Linked DNA regions of Homo sapiens: region 1 is linked to region 2. A link is a loop called in an ENCODE intact Hi-C map of the cell type or tissue named here. Cell type or tissue: PC-9. All regions are shown on one strand. Region 1 overlaps ADGRE5 (adhesion G protein-coupled receptor E5). Region 2 overlaps ADGRL1 (adhesion G protein-coupled receptor L1).

Evidence for each region. A loop is a pair of places that touch in the nucleus more often than their neighbours do. Peaks named below come from ENCODE experiments on the same cell type or tissue, not always from the same donor. Only the 100,000 strongest peaks of a DNase experiment are listed, where the experiment ranks them.
Region 1: a loop joins it to region 2, with 5 times the contacts of the local background. A loop is called at or near these places in 19 of 110 quality-filtered maps.

Annotation. Positions count from the first base shown.
Region 1 is chr19:14,401,996-14,409,995 of GRCh38, forward strand. It overlaps ADGRE5 (adhesion G protein-coupled receptor E5), which reads left to right. Exons shown (of 20, transcript NM_078481.4): 12 at 602-867; 13 at 2,388-2,567; 14 at 3,753-3,944; 15 at 4,336-4,562; 16 at 4,705-4,771; 17 at 4,874-4,965; 18 at 5,066-5,234; 19 at 5,913-6,014; 20 at 6,097-6,728. The coding sequence ends at 6,126. It overlaps DDX39A (DExD-box helicase 39A), which reads right to left. Exons shown (of 11, transcript NM_005804.4): 7 at 7,747-7,878; 8 at 7,541-7,650; 9 at 7,308-7,452; 10 at 7,042-7,189; 11 at 6,803-6,957. The coding sequence ends at 6,941. Among named protein-coding and RNA genes, the nearest start is that of DDX39A, 13 kb to the right of the region's middle. RefSeq lists enhancers at 1-738, 3,160-3,789, 3,362-3,656, 3,790-4,419, 5,802-6,031 and 1 more and a silencer at 3,934-4,453. In PC-9, a CTCF peak has its summit at 4,567 (motif pointing left); DNase peaks (open chromatin) are centred at 498 and 4,166; H3K4me3 peaks cover 490 bases; H3K27ac peaks cover 404 bases.
Region 2 is chr19:14,195,606-14,203,605 of GRCh38, forward strand. All of the region lies in intron 1 of ADGRL1 (adhesion G protein-coupled receptor L1), which reads right to left. Among named protein-coding and RNA genes, the nearest start is that of ADGRL1, 6.6 kb to the right of the region's middle. In PC-9, CTCF peaks have their summits at 627 (motif pointing right), 826, 4,808 (motif pointing right), 5,012 and 1 weaker place; no DNase peak of the experiment used is centred here.

The sequences.
Region 1 (8,000 bases), 210 kb after region 2:
TGGCACGTGCCTGTAGTCCCAGTTACTCAGGAGGCTGAAGCGAGAGGATCAATTGAGCCCGGGAGGTCAAGGCTGCTGTGAGCTATGATCACGCCAAAGCACTCCAGCCTGGACGACATAGTGAGACCCTGTCTTAAAAAAAAAAAAAAGTCCAGGCACAGTGGCTCATGCCTGTAGTCCTAGCACCCTAGCACTTTGGCAGGCTGAGGTAGATGGATCACCCGAGGTCAGGAGTTCAAAACTAGCCTGGCCAAGATGGTGAAACCCCATCTCTACTAAAAATACAAAAATTAGCTGGGAGTGGTGGCAGGTGCCTATAATCCCAGCTACTTGGGAGGCTGAGACAGAAGAATTGCTTGAACCTGGGGAGTGGAGGTTGCAGTGAGCTGAGATCACGCCACTGCACTCCAGCCTGGGCGAAAGAGCGAAACTCCGTCTCAAAAAAAAAAAAACAAGGAACAACTAGAAACTGACTCATCGGGAGGGGCTCCTGGCGTCATCGTGGTGGACTGGCTGAGCCTGAGCTGGGTCATCTTGGGAGGGAGGATAGAGCATGGGAGGAGGACAACGGGAGTAGGCAGCGAGTGTGTCTGTTCCCCAGGCCCCGCCGTGGCGGGCATCCTCTCCATCCAGAACATGACGACATTGCTGGCCAATGCCTCCTTGAACCTGCATTCCAAGAAGCAAGCCGAACTGGAGGAGATATATGAAAGCAGCATCCGTGGTGTCCAACTCAGACGCCTCTCTGCCGTCAACTCCATCTTTCTGAGCCACAACAACACCAAGGAACTCAACTCCCCCATCCTTTTCGCCTTCTCCCACCTTGAGTCCTCCGATGGGGAGGCGGGAAGAGACCCTCCTGCCAAGGTCTCTGCTCACTCTGCTCACTTCCTCAAAGATAACCCAGGGCCTTCGCACATGCTGGGCCTCTCTCTGGGATGCTCTTTCCCGACGTGACTCAGTCTTTTATGTTTCTGGCCTTCTGATTTGGGCCTTCCCCAACCTCATTACTTATTTATTTCCTTACTTTATTTATTTAATTTAATTAATTAATTTATTTATTTTAAGACAGAGTCTCACTCTGTCGTCCAGGCTGGAGTGCAGTGGCACGTTCTCGGCTCACTGCAATCTCTGCCTCCCAGGTTCAAGTGATTCTCCTGCCTCAGCCTCCCAAGTAGATGGGATTACAGGCATGCGCCACCACACCTCGCTGATTTTGTATTTTTAGTAGAGACGGGGTTTCTCCATGTTGGTCAGGTTGGTCTCAAACTCCCGACCTCAGGTGATCTGCCCGCCTTGGCCTCTCAAAGTACTGCGATTACAGGCGTGAGCCACCACTCCCAGACTTTCTTTTCTTATTTATTTATATTTTTAGACAGGAGGGTCTCACTCTGTGGCCCAGGCTGGAGTGCAGTGGCGCGATTATAGCTCACTGCAACCTCGAACTCCTGAACTCAACCATTCCTCCAGCCTCAGAGTTTTGAGTAGCTGAGGCTACAGGCATGCACCACCACTCCCAGCTAATTTTTTTATTTTTGATAGAGACGGGGACCTCACTATTTTTCCCAGGATGGTCTAGAATTCCTGGGCTCCAGTGATCCTCCCACCTCAGCCTCCTGAGTAGCTGGGACTATAAGCGTGCACTACTATGCCCAGTTAATTAAAAACAAAAAAATTAATGGAGATGGAGGTCTCGCTATGTTGCCACAGCTGGTCTCAAACTCCTGGCCTCAAGCGATCCTCCCACCTTGGCCTCCCAAAGTCCTGGAATTACTTACAGGCAAGAGCCATCATCATCCCTGGCCACCTTCTAATGCACTATCTACATTACTTATTCGTTAGGTTTATGTCATAATCTGCCTCTCCCACTTTTTTTTTTTTTTTTTTTTTTTTTTTTTGAGATGGAGTTTCACTCTTGTCATCCAGGCTGGAGTGCAGTGGCTCATTCTCGGCTCAGTGCAACCTCCACCTCCCAGGTTCAAGCGATTCTCCTGCCCAGGACTCCCAAGTAGCTGGGATTTACAGGTGCTTGCCACCAGGCCCAGCTAATTTTTGTATTTTTTAGTGGAGACGGGGTTTCGCCATGTTGGCCAGGCTGGTCTCAAACTCCTGACCTCAGGTGATCCGCCTGCCTCAGCCTCCCAAAGTGCTGGGATTACAGGCATGAGCCACTATGCCTGGCCACCTCTCCCACTCTTATGTCAACCTCACAAGGGTAGGTACTTGTGTGTGCCCTGTTCACTGCTGTGTCTCCAAACCTGTTACATTCAGTAGGCGCTCGGTCAATACTCATCTAGTAAAAAGCAGCCCTCTTAGACTCAGCCCAAGCCCAGGACCTAAGAGTGAGCTCCAGGCCAACCTTTCTGACCACCCCCATCTGCCCACAGGACGTGATGCCTGGGCCACGGCAGGAGCTGCTCTGTGCCTTCTGGAAGAGTGACAGCGACAGGGGAGGGCACTGGGCCACCGAGGGCTGCCAGGTGCTGGGCAGCAAGAACGGCAGCACCACCTGCCAATGCAGCCACCTGAGCAGCTTTGCGATCCTTATGGCTCATTATGACGTGGAGGTAAGTAGCTGGAGGCATCCTCAAGTGCCCACAGGTAATGAGGTCCAGCTGCAACCAGACAGGCAGCTAGTTCTCCATGGAGCCCTACTGGTTGCTCAGATATATCTGCATGGTTGCACAGCCCAGGTGTCCCCACGTCACACCCTTCGCAGCCTCTTCCTTTGGCCTCTTCTCTACAACCCAGCAACTATACACTGGGTGCAGCCACTAGCTCCGCTCCTCTGCCTGTCCATCCCGTACCAGTTGTGAGATGTCAACTAAAAGCTCCCCATGGAGAGCATTCCAAGGGGGCACCACTTGCCCGTTTTTTTTTTTTTTTGAGACGGAGTCTCTGTCGCCCAGGTTGGAGTATGGTGGCACAATCTCAGCTAGTGAGGTTCAAGGGATTCTCCTGCCTTAGCCTCCCGAGTAGCCGAGATTACAGGCGTGCACCACCATGCCTGAGTAATTTTTGGTATTTTTAGTAGAGACAGGGTTTCACCATGTTGCCCAGGCTAGTCTCAAACTCCTGACCTCAGGTGATCCACCCACCTCGGCCTCCCGAAGTGCTGGGCTTACAGGTGTCAGCCACCGCACCCGGCCTCTTTTTTTTTTTCTTTTGGACAGAGTCTTGCTCTATCGCTTAGGCTGGAGTGCAGTAGTGTGATCTTGGCTCACTGCAACCCCCGCCTCCGGATTCAAGCGATTCTCCTGCCTCAGCCTCCCAAGTAGCTGGGATTACAGGTGCATGCCACCATGCACCGCTAATTTTTGTATTTTTAGTAGAGGCGGGGTTTCACTATGTTGGGCAGGCTGGTCTCGAACTCCTGACCTCAGGTGATCTGCCCCCCCTCAGCCTCTCAAAGTGCTAGGATTAGAGGCATGAGCCACCACACCCAGCCTGGAGCACCACTTTCTGTACGTGACTTCAGTAGGATCCATCGTTAAGCTGGGCCTTGTCGAAAACTGCAATTAACCAGGCAGAGAAGGGGGGCGCCTGTGGTCCAGGCCAAAGGCCCAGCAAGCACAAAAATGTGAAATCCCTAGACTCCCCTTCCAGCTGGTAAGTGTGGCCAGATCTAGGAGGGACAAGGGAGGAGGTCAGAGAGGTGGGCCCGTCAAAGTGTGGGGGGGAAAAGGGACCACAAAGAGGGCAGGAAGGCCTCATGCCCTGAAGGAACCCTGAGCACCCGGTGCCACTCCTAGGACTGGAAGCTGACCCTGATCACCAGGGTGGGACTGGCGCTGTCACTCTTCTGCCTGCTGCTGTGCATCCTCACTTTCCTGCTGGTGCGGCCCATCCAGGGCTCGCGCACCACCATACACCTGCACCTCTGCATCTGCCTCTTCGTGGGCTCCACCATCTTCCTGGCCGGCATCGAGAACGAAGGCGGCCAGGTGAGGTCCCGCCCCGCTCCCTCCTGAGCTCTGGGGTCAGGGAGGCCTGGGAGGGGTTAGCCCCGCCCACTCCCGGGGCTCAGTCGGGTAGGCGGGCCCTGGAGGCATGAGGCCCCGCCCCTGTCCGGGATCTGGCCCCGCCCACCGGGGGGTCGGGTTGTCTCTTTAAAGGGCGCTGGCTTTGGAGCTGCCTGGCCACACCCCGAGTGCCCGCTCGCTTCTGAGCGTTGTTGGGGGTGGGCCCTGGGGGGAAACCTGGCCCCCGCTCCAGACCCGCCCACCCTCCGGCTGTGGTCCCGCCCACTCTCGGGACCTGGCAGGCGACTGGCTCTGGCGCCGCATGCCCCTCCCCGCGCTGACGTCGCTCCGCCCCTCCGTCCCCGCCCCGCAGGTGGGGCTGCGCTGCCGCCTGGTGGCCGGGCTGCTGCACTACTGTTTCCTGGCCGCCTTCTGCTGGATGAGCCTCGAAGGCCTGGAGCTCTACTTTCTTGTGGTGCGCGTGTTCCAAGGCCAGGGCCTGAGTACGCGCTGGCTCTGCCTGATCGGCTATGGCGTGCCCCTGCTCATCGTGGGCGTCTCGGCTGCCATCTACAGCAAGGGCTACGGCCGCCCCAGATAGTGAGTGCAGCGAGATGGGGCAGGAGGAAGGCGGGGTGCTGGGCCTGGGGCTCACAGGCAGTGCCACACACAATGTCCGGCCGCCCTCCGTTCCGCTCCTGGCTTCCTGGGGCACTGATGGGACCCCTCCCTTCCCTCCTAGCTGCTGGTTGGACTTTGAGCAGGGCTTCCTCTGGAGCTTCTTGGGACCTGTGACCTTCATCATTTTGGTAAGTACCCACTCTCCCTCCACCGAAGCCCGAGCGCCACAGGCCCAGGCCCGGCTGGACCATCGCTCTCGCCCTCTAACCCACAATCTGCTCCCTGCCCAGTGCAATGCTGTCATTTTCGTGACTACCGTCTGGAAGCTCACTCAGAAGTTTTCTGAAATCAATCCAGACATGAAGAAATTAAAGAAGGCGAGGTGAGAGGAGAGGCTGGAAGGACTTGGAGGCGGGGCCGGGGTGAGGGGCATGAAGCTGGAGGTGAGGTGGGGGCCCACGCTGCAACCCCGCTCCTCGCAGGGCGCTGACCATCACGGCCATCGCGCAGCTCTTCCTGTTGGGCTGCACCTGGGTCTTTGGCCTGTTCATCTTCGACGATCGGAGCTTGGTGCTGACCTATGTGTTTACCATCCTCAACTGCCTGCAGGGCGCCTTCCTCTACCTGCTGCACTGCCTGCTCAACAAGAAGGTGGGGGCCTGGGCACAGTGGCGCACGCCTGTCATCCTCCCACCTATTTGGGAGGCTGAGGTGGGAGGATTGCTTGAGCCCAGAAGTTGGAGACCAGCCTGGGCAACATAACCAGATGCTGTCTTTACAAAAAAATTCAAAGATAGCCAGGGTGAGGCGCCTGTAATCCCAACAGTTTGGGAGGCCGAGGTGGGCAGATCACCTGAGGTCAGTAATTCAAGACCAGCCTGGCCAACATGGTGAAACCCTGTCTCTACTAAAAATACAAAAATTAGCCAGGCATGGTGGCACACGCCTGTAGTCCCAGCTACTTGGGAGGCTGAGGCAGGAGAATCATTTGAACCAGGAGTGCAGTGGGCCAAGATGGCACCATTGCACTCCAGCCTGGGTGACAGTGAGACTTGTCTCCAAAAAAAAAAAAAAAAGCCGGGTGTGCTGAATACCCATCTCAGCTTCTCAGGAGGCTGGGGCAAGAGGATCACTTGGGCCCAGGAGTTCAAGGTTGCAGTAAGCTATGATGGTGCCACTACACTCCAGCCTGGGTGACAGGGGGACCCGATCTCAAAAAAAAGACAAACACAAAAACACCAAGAAGGTGGGGCTGAGGGCAGAGCATGGGGAGGAGCGTGCATGGTCCCAGGGCCTGCTCCTGCCCTGACTTGGTGTCTGGGCCGGCAGGTTCGGGAAGAATACCGGAAGTGGGCCTGCCTAGTTGCTGGGGGGAGCAAGTACTCAGAATTCACCTCCACCACGTCTGGCACTGGCCACAATCAGACCCGGGTAAGGGGCTGCGCCTGGGGCGGGTGTGGGCAGGAAGGCACCAGGGCTAGCGGGGCTCAGGCCTCTGGGCTCTCCTCTCCAGGCCCTCAGGGCATCAGAGTCCGGCATATGAAGGCGCATGGTTCTGGACGGCCCAGCAGCTCCTGTGGCCACAGCAGCTTTGTACACGAAGACCATCCATCCTCCCTTCGTCCACCACTCTACTCCCTCCACCCTCCCTCCCTGATCCCGTGTGCCACCAGGAGGGAGTGGCAGCTATAGTCTGGCACCAAAGTCCAGGACACCCAGTGGGGTGGAGTCGGAGCCACTGGTCCTGCTGCTGGCTGCCTCTCTGCTCCACCTTGTGACCCAGGGTGGGGACAGGGGCTGGCCCAGGGCTGCAATGCAGCATGTTGCCCTGGCACCTGTGGCCAGTACTCGGGACAGACTAAGGGCGCTTGTCCCATCCTGGACTTTTCCTCTCATGTCTTTGCTGCAGAACTGAAGAGACTAGGCGCTGGGGCTCAGCTTCCCTCTTAAGCTAAGACTGATGTCAGAGGCCCCATGGCGAGGCCCCTTGGGGCCACTGCCTGAGGCTCACGGTACAGAGGCCTGCCCTGCCTGGCCGGGCAGGAGGTTCTCACTGTTGTGAAGGTTGTAGACGTTGTGTAATGTGTTTTTATCTGTTAAAATTTTTCAGTGTTGACACTTAAAATTAAACACATGCATACAGAAGATGGCCTTGCCTGCTGGTGGTGATTCAGAGGCCGGGCCCAGGGTGTCCGTGAAAGGCCAAGATGACCAAGAAATAGATGGGGTGGGAGCCAGGCTTCCATAATAACAAGTTTATTCTCATACAATCTCTAGCTTCTCAACAGTGGCGCCTGGAAAGGGGAGGTGAAGCTGCATGCGGGCGGCTCCGGGTGGGCGGCTCTGGCACGTGGTGGTTACCGGCTCTGCTCGACTGTAAGACATGAGATGCAGTGAACTGAAGGGCCGGGGGAGGAACCCTCTGCCCCAGACCCCTGGCCCTGCCCAAGGCACTTACTGTATGTGGAGATGTCGATTTCCTCTGGAAGTTCTGCCACATTAACTTCAAACCGGTCCTGGACGTCATTGAGGATTTTGGCATCATTCTCGTCAGACACAAAAGTGATGGCTAGGCCTTTGGTGCCAAAGCGACCCGCCCGGGCCACCTGCAGGCAGACAGGATCAGGGTCAGGCCACAGATACTACCTCAGGACTTGAGGAAAAGCAGGGCTGGGGCCCCACCCCACCGCCAGGGGAAAGCAACATGCCCGTGAGGCTGCTCACCCGGTGCAGGTAGGTGTCCGAGTCCTCAGGCATGTCGTAGTTAAAGACGATGTTGACTCGCTCGATGTCCATCCCCCGGCCAAACAGATTGGTGGCCACCAGGATCCGCCGCTGGAAATCCTTGAACTGCTGATAGCGTGACAGGCTGGGGTGCAGGAGAAACAAGTGGAGGCCGTCAGACACTGGGCTCCTGGTGGTGCTCCCTGCAGCCTTGGCGGGCGGCTCGCACTCACCGCTCCTCCTGGGCCATGCCCCGGTGGATGGCGATGGCCGGGAAGTTCTGCTCCACGAGGAGCTGGGCCAGGGCCATGCAGCGCTGCACTGACTTGACGAAGATTATCACCTGAGGGAAGGAGTGGCAGTCAGGGCCACACAGTCCCTGTGGCCCAGTGACCTCCCGAAGGTCCTGAGCCCCAGGACAGGCTGATGGAAGTATCACCTGGTTAAACTCCAGCACATCCAAGAGATCAAAGAGCTTGCGGTTCTTCTCACTGTCTTTGAGTTTGACGTAGTACTGCTGCAGGCCGTGCAGCGTGAGCTTGGTCTCGTCGTCCACAAACACCTCCATGGGCTGTGTGGGAAGGGAGGTGGGAGGGGCGGGCAGGGATCACCTCTGGGCATCTCGCCTGCCCAGAACCTTCCAGTGGGCGACTCCTTTGTGCGACACTTCCCAGAGGACCTGCTGCACCAGAC
Region 2 (8,000 bases):
GCCGCCCATGAGCCCGCCTCCTTCAGGAAGCCCTCAGGCATCCGGCAGGTCCATAAGGAAGCCGCAGGCCCTGGGGTGACTATGAAGGATCAGCTGAGAGTTGAAGCCCCTGAATTTCAATCTGCTGTGTAGCTTCAGAGCAAGCACTTGGCCTCTCTGAACCTATTTCCCCATTGCTGCTCAGGGACTAACAGACCTACCTCGCAGAGACAGAGCACGTGCCCAGAGAGGGCCCAGGTACATGATCCTCGGGCAGGGCAGGGTTCTCACAGCATCTCCAGTCCCTGCCCCATCCTCCAGCTCAGTGGATGGCAGCCCAGTCCCTCCAGGGGCTCAGGAACCGGACAGTCATCCTGGATCCCTCTCCCCTCACATCACATCCAGCCCCGTCAGGTCCTGTGGCTACTCCTTCAGAGTCCACTCACCTCTCGCCACTCCTCAGCTTCTCTGGTCCAGCCCCATCATCTCCTGGCTGGACCCCACTTCCCCACCTCACTGTCTACACCTCGTCTCCCTATCTATCTGCCACCCCTGTCCCATCCAATCTCTACCTCGAGGCGAGAACAATCTTTGCAAAATGAAACTGTCTACAGTATGTTTCCCCCAGGGCCACCAGAGGGCGCGTGTGAGCATCTAAGTCAGCCGCTTCCCTCCTCTGCTCAGAACCCTCCGTGGCTCCCACCTCACTCGACCAAAAGCCAAAGTCTGTATCATACAAAGGCTCTGCACTGGGCCGGATGTGGCGGCGCACACCTGTAATCCCAGCACTTCAGGAGGCTGAAGAGGGCTGATTGCTTGGGCTCAGAAGTTCCAGACCAGCCTGGGGAACATAGTGAAACCTTGTCTCTGCCAAAAATACAAAAAGTTAGCCAGGCATAGTGGCACACGCCTGTGATCCCAGCTCCTCGGGAGGCTTAGGTGGGAGGATCTCTTGAGCCCGGGTGGTGGAGGTTGCAGTGAGCTGAGATTATGCCACTGCACTCTAGCTTGGGCAACAGAGCAAGACCCCATCTCAAAAACAAAAAACAAACAAGCCCTGTACAATGTGAAACACCAGGCACTGTTCTGCCTTAGGGCCTCTTCACGGGCTGTTTCTCTCTTCCCCAGATCCCCTCACAGCTCCTCCTGCATCTTCCTTTTGGTCTTTCCTCAAACATCACTAGTTCAGCAAGGTCCTGCTGGCCCCCACACTCCTACACCATGTCCTGACTTGATTTCTCCATACCTATCACCAGCACGCCATGCATTTTATTTGCTTATGAACTCTCTGCTACTAGATGCTGGCTCTGCAGGGTGGGGTTTGCATACTACACTCAGCACAGCGCCTGGCACAAGCAGGAAGCTGAAATATAATTGTTCAACGAAGAACCTTTTAAAGGTCACCCTGGAGCTGGGCACAGTGGCTCATGCCTGTAATCCTAGCACTTTGGGAGACCAATGCAGAATTGCTTGTGTCCAGGAGTTTGAGACCAGCCTGGGCAACACAGTGAGATCCTGTCTCTACAAAAATTTAAAAATTAGCCAGGCATGGTGGCACACACCTGTGGTCCTGGCTACTCGGGAGGCTGAGGCAGCAGGGTCATTCAAGCCCAAAAAGTCAAGGCTGCAGTGAGCTATGATCATGCCACTGCACTCCAGCCTGGGTGACAAAACAAGACTCCGTCTCTAAATAAAATAAAATAAAGGTCACCCCGGCCACCAAGCAGCACTGGACTGCAGAGGGGTAGGGGTCGTTCAAAAAATTCCCTGCCCCCGCCCCCAACACCTTCTCCCTCATCTCCCCATCTATCTGCCACCCCGTCCCATCCAGTCTCTACCCTGAGGTCAGAACGATCTTTGCAAAATGGAAATCCAATTACACCCCTCCCTGCCTACAACCCTCCATGGCTCCCTATTGCCTGTGATGCTCTAACATGGCATCTCAGGCCCTGCTGTCCTGCCACCTTCCCATCACTTCTACTCAGCGTCTGTCTCTCTCTCACACACAGTTCCTTATTCTGCTCTCCCTCCAAAGGGCTCTGCCCAGAGGACAGCATTCGTATCTCTCATATCCACTCTCACAGCACACAGGGTCTCTGTGTTTTGCTCCCCTAACTGGACTTGGGCTCAGCTGTTAAATGTCTGTCTTCCCCACCATCGAGGGACTCTGACGGGAAAGTACCATTGTGGGTTGGGCTGGCTCTTGTTGCATACCCAACCCTGGGCAAGGAGTGGATGCTTATTCATTTGTTTAATGAATGAAGATGAAATAGACCCAAAAAGCAGATCATCTATTCAGTGGATGTTTACCGAGTTCCCAACTGGTCACAAGTGCAATGGAGGAAGGTGTGCTTGACAGGGGGTATACATGTAGGTGCAACTGTAGACAGGGTGGCCAGGAAATGCCTCCCCTAAAAAGTGACATTTCGGCAGAGGTCTTGAGGAGGTGAGCCATCTAGGTACCTGTGCAAAGAGCATTCTGGGCAGAGGAAACAGCACGTGCAAAGGTCCTGGGGTAGGAATGTGCTGAGATGTGGCTGGGGCCCTGCAAGCAAGGGGAAGAGTGGAAGGAGGTGAGGGCGGCTGGGGAGGGGGGTCACAGAGGCCATACAGGGCCTTGTGGACCTCAGGGAGGACTTTGGCTTTCTAGAGAGGTGGGAGCCATCGGGAATCCTGAACAGAGGGATGGGATCTGGCTCGGGTGTTCACAGGTGTCCTCTGGCCGCAGAGGTGGAGATCAGACTGTGTGTGGGGAGGGTTGCTGGGAGTGGAGGGTACTCTCTACCCCACCTGTCCCTTGCCTTTTGTCCACAGGGCTGTCAAAGCCAGAAACCTGAAGCTTCCACCAAGCACTGGCTGCTTCTGGCCCCCACCTTGCTGGTTGCCTCCTGGCCTCCCTTCTGGCCTCCTGGCCTCCCTTCCTGCCAACTATGGCTCTCTCCCACGTAGCAGCTAGAGGGAGCTCATGCTAAACATTCTCACCCTGCCATCTGGATCCTGACGCAAACCCCCTACCTCTACCCCCACCCCTGCCACAGGCCCTGGCAGCCCCACAGTCACAAGTCCAGCCAGCAGCCTCCAGCTTCTCTCCACATGCAGTTGTGAAACATTTCTCCTTCCTCCCCTTTGAGCCACCATCTTCTGTCTGACCTCAGGGCAGCCCCTCTCTCTCACAGATGCTCCTTCCCCTCCACCATACCCCTCCTCCCCCTCCAGGTTGCAGCTGGGAAGCCCCCTCCTCCGGGAAGCCTTCCCTGACTTGCAACTCTGTTGCGCTCACCATCATGGCACGTCCACACCACAGTGGCCTGTGGTCTGTTTCCACTCCAAAGTGTTCACTGTCCAGCCCCAACCTTTGCACTCTGAGCTCAGCAGAGCAGAGCTGAAAAGAGTTCTAGAAGCTAGGGCCCGAGCAGAGGGCACAGAGGCGGGATCCCCCTGCCTCATCAGATGCTGGCAGGTAAGGGGCAGGGTAAGACCAGGAGACAGGGGCATGGTGCCTAGCAGGGCAGGAGAGAAGAGGCCTCCGGCATAGCGCCCTTAAGTTGCAGGTTCAAATCCAGGCTGTGCGCCGTCATGTCAGCACGACAGGACACCCACGTCACTCCTCTCAATTCTGTCTCTCCACGGGGGAGCTGGGGAACGAGAGCCTCCCAGGGTGGCTGTGGGGGTTAGAAATAATTTTCGGCAATTCCACACATCTTTTTTGGAGCATCTTCTATGTGCCAGACACTGAGGGGCTGGGTACAAAAAAGTCGATTCTATAGCGTACCAGTGTTGTGAAAGAAGATAAAGCCAGGAAAAGTGGCTATGAGTGTGTGTGGGTTTGGGAGTGTGTGTGTTTTTTTTTTTAATCGTATTTTTAGAGACAGGGTCTTACTCTGTTGCCCAGGTTGGAGTGCAGTGGTGGGATCATAGCTCACCACAGCCTCTGAGCTCAAGGGATCCTCCTGCCTCAGCCTCCCAAGTAGCTGGGACCACAGGGCGTGTGCCACCGTGCCCAGCTAATTTTTAATTTTTTTGTAGAAATGGGGGCCTCGTTATGTTTCCCAGGCTGGTCTCAAACTCAAGCGATCCTCCCGCCTCATCCTCCCAAAGTGCTGGGATTACAGGCACGAGCTACTGTGCCCGGCTGTTGCAATTTTATTTTATTTTATTTATTTATTTGAGACAGAGTCTTGCTCTGTCATCCAGGCTGGAGTGCAATGGCGTGATCTTGGCTCACTGCAACCTCTGCCTCCCAGGTTCAAGCGATTCTCCTGACTCAGACTCCTGATTAGCTGGGACTACAGGCACTCACCACCACACCCAGCTAATTTTTGTATTTTTAGTAGAGACAGGGTTTCACCATGTTGGTCAGGCTGGTCTCGATCTCCTGATCTCAGGTGATCCACCCACCTCGGCCTTCCAAAGTGCTGGGATTACAGGCATGAGCCACTGTGCCCGGCTGTTGCAATTTTCAACAGGATGATCAGGAAAGGCCATCTCCCCTGGAGAAGATGACATTTCAGCAAACCCCTGTGAATTTGAGAGAGGAGCACGCAGGTGTTCAGTTCAGGAGAGTTAGAAGAGCATCCTGGGCAGGGTCACAGCCCGTGCAAAGGCCCTGGGGCTGGACCGTGCCTATATGTTTGAATAACGGTGGCAGCTGCATCGAGGAAGCGGGTTGTGAGCTGGTGAGGAGAGTGGGAGGAGGTGAGAGCAGGGAGGTGCCGGGAACAGACTGTGCAGGACTCGCCTTGTACTTTAAACACACAACTGCTCCCCAAATGGGGCCGCCCCTCTGCCCAGCCTTCACTCCCAGAAGCCACTAGGGGGCGTTCTGGGGCAGGGTCGGCCAACCATGGTCAGGCCCCCGCCTGCCTTTGTACAGCTGGTGAGCTAAGAATGGTGTTTACATTTTTAAAGGACTGAAGAGAAGAAGAGAAAAGAGAACAGGCCACAGAACCCGTCTGCGGCCCGCAAAGCTTGCAGGATTTACCATCGGGCTTTCTACAGAAAAGTCAGCCAACCTCTACTCTATTTTATTTACGTATATATTTTTTTGAGACAGGGTCTTGCTCTGTTGCCCAGGCTGGAATGCAGTGGCGCGATCACAGCTCACTGCAGCCTTGACCTCCCAGCTCAAGTGATCCTCCTGCCTCAGCCTCCCGGGTAGCTGGGACGACAGGCGTGCGGCACCATGCCCAACTAATTTTTAAATTTTGTATTCTGTAAAGAAGGGGGTCTCGCTTTGTCGCCCAGGCTGGTCTTGAACTCCTGGACTCAAGTGATCCTCCTGCCTCAGCCTCCCAAAGTGCTGGGATTACAGGCGTGGGCCACTTTTTCCCACTGGCAACCTCTACTCTACAGCCATCACTGCCAACCCAGGACAATTCTGCCCCTGATCCCAGTATGTTTAGCAATGTCTGGAGACTTTCTGAGGTGTTACGACTGTGGGGCTGGAGGTGTCACTGACATCCATCGGGAAGAGGCTAGGGTGGCCTCTGAGCATCCTATAGTACAGAGGACAGCCTCCCACAGAGAATGATGCAGTGCCGAAGTCAGGAGTAATGGAAATCGTCTAGGAAATCCTGTCTGGGAAAGCCAGCCCCGGACCCCTCACCTCCTCAAGGGATAAGAAGGAGAATCCATCTGGCTTCCTGACCTGATCATTTGTGACCTGCAGGGTATTTTTAGCCTCTGAGGGAGGGGCACTGGCTATTCTGAGTTTTTTTGTTTTTTTTTTTTGGCGGGGTGGGGGGGGGCAAGGTTATTTTTGGCCTGGGCATCTATTTATTGAATTTTTATCTCCCCCCAAATTTTGGAACAGGAGACAGTGAAGGCAGGGGCATTTTTTTTTTTTTTTAAGAGTCAGGATCCTGCTTCGTCGCCCAGGCTGGAGTGCACTTGTGCAATCATAGCTCACTGCAGCCTCAAACCTCTGGGCTCAAGCCATCCTCCCACCTCAGCCTCCTGAGCAGCTGAGACTACAGGTACATATTCACGATGCCCAACTATTAAAAAAAAAATTTTAGAAACGAGTCTTGCTATGTTGCCCAGGCTGATCTCAAATTCTTGTCCTCAAGCAATCCTCCCACCTCGGCTTCCCAACATTCTGGGTTTACAGGTGTGAGTCACCACACCTGGGTCAGGTAAGACTTCTTGAACGCACACTGTGGGCCAGTGATGACTGTTGACACCTGGGATTCCCAAAGCAAAGCAAATCACAACATCCTCGCGCGCTTGGATCCTCCTCACAGACACAGACAGTAAACAAACAAGCGCAGAACATCAGGAAATTACAGACTATGTGAAAAGCCGTCCGCTGTACTGAACATCAGGAGGGGTGTGGGAAGCTGAGACTTTGCAGAAGGTGCCTGGGAGTAAACGTTACTGGGGAGGTGATATTTCAAGAGGGTGGGGGAGAAAAAGCCTCGAAAATATCTGGGGAAGGGTCCTCCGTGGCAGAACAGCCAGTGCAAACGCCCCGGGGTAGGATCACACTTAGCACACTGGACGAGCAACGAGGAGGGAGGAGATGGCCCAGAAAGACCATGAAGGGCCAGACCCCAGGACAGTCCAAGCCTGTGGGCTACTGCAGTCAGAGTTTGGGGCTACCCTCGAAAAGAAGACACACATGCCTTCTCCCCAACTCACATGACAGGAGAGTTTTGCTTTTTTGTTTTGGGTTTTTTTTTTTTATTGAGAATGAGTCTCGCTCTGTCGCCCACGCTGGAGTGCAGTGGCACAATCTCGGCTCGCTGCAACCTCCGCCTCCTGGATTCAAGCAATCCTCCCGCCTCAGCCTCCCTGGTAGCTGGGACTACAGGTGCACACCACCACGCCTGGCTAATTTCTGTACTTGTAGTAGAGATGGGGTTTCACCATGTTGGCCAGGCTGGTCTCGAGCCCCTGACCTCAGGTGATCCACCCGCCTCAGCCTCCCAAAGTGCTGGGATTACAGGTATGAGCCACCACGCCCAGCTGATAGGAGAGCTTTGATGGAAACCCCATATGTGTTGCTAGAGTGTGAGCTCCATGAGGACAGGACATGGCCACCACCCCCCATGGCGCCCCCTGCATGGTGCTGGGTGGGGAGGCAAGTGTGTGCAGATTGCATGACAAGGTGCACCCAGCCTTGCTCCAAGAAGTCCTGAGCACACAACTGCAGGTGCACAAAAGATGCAGACAGCCCCATGTGTGCACACAGACAGCTACTCCTTCTTGCAGCCCTGCCTCCCCCAGCATGACCACCCCCTCTGCAAAACACAAACACCAGCACAGGAGGGACCTTTATGAACACCGGATGAGTCTGATGGTCACGTGGCCACATGCACCCTTGGCTAGATCACCATCCAGGCCACACAGGCAGAGGACACCTATGCACAGGTGCAGACAGACAGACAGACATCTGGATTCTGGGGACACCGGGACCCCCTCCATGTTTCTACTTGGCCTCCCACCTCACTCCAGGACCCGTCTCTCCCCTTCCATCAGGGTGCCCAATAGCAACCACTTTGCCCCAAACCCAGCCTGGGAGGAGCTGTCTGTCTTGCCACGGCACCTTCAGGGTCACTGGGGTCAGGGTTTCAGACCCAGGGAACCCCCGCCTCAGGAGCCCCTCCCCCTGCCTCCCCACAGAGGGGCTGGAGGAGGGGAAGTGTCTGGCATCTGGAAATCAGATCCGTGAGAGGAACCCACACAGAAACGAGAGCCTTGTGTGTCCTTGGCCACATGTCTCGCCAGGGAGAAAGGAGGGGGTGGAGGGCAAAGACGATGCTCTGGCGGGGATGGCAGTGCTCCCACTCCTCCCGTTCCTCTTGAGGGGCACCCACTGCCACCCTCCCCACCGAGATGCCTGCGCTGGGGCTGAAGCAACACATGCTCTGCCACCAGCCTGGCAGGGTAGGGAGGACGCAGACGCCCCGAGATGCAAGCGTCACACAGCCTCACATGCAGGTGGAGAGGCCACCCGCCAGGAGCCCAAACTGCTGGATGCAAACACACTCCCGTGCAGCTGAGGCGCCTGTAGGCTCCTC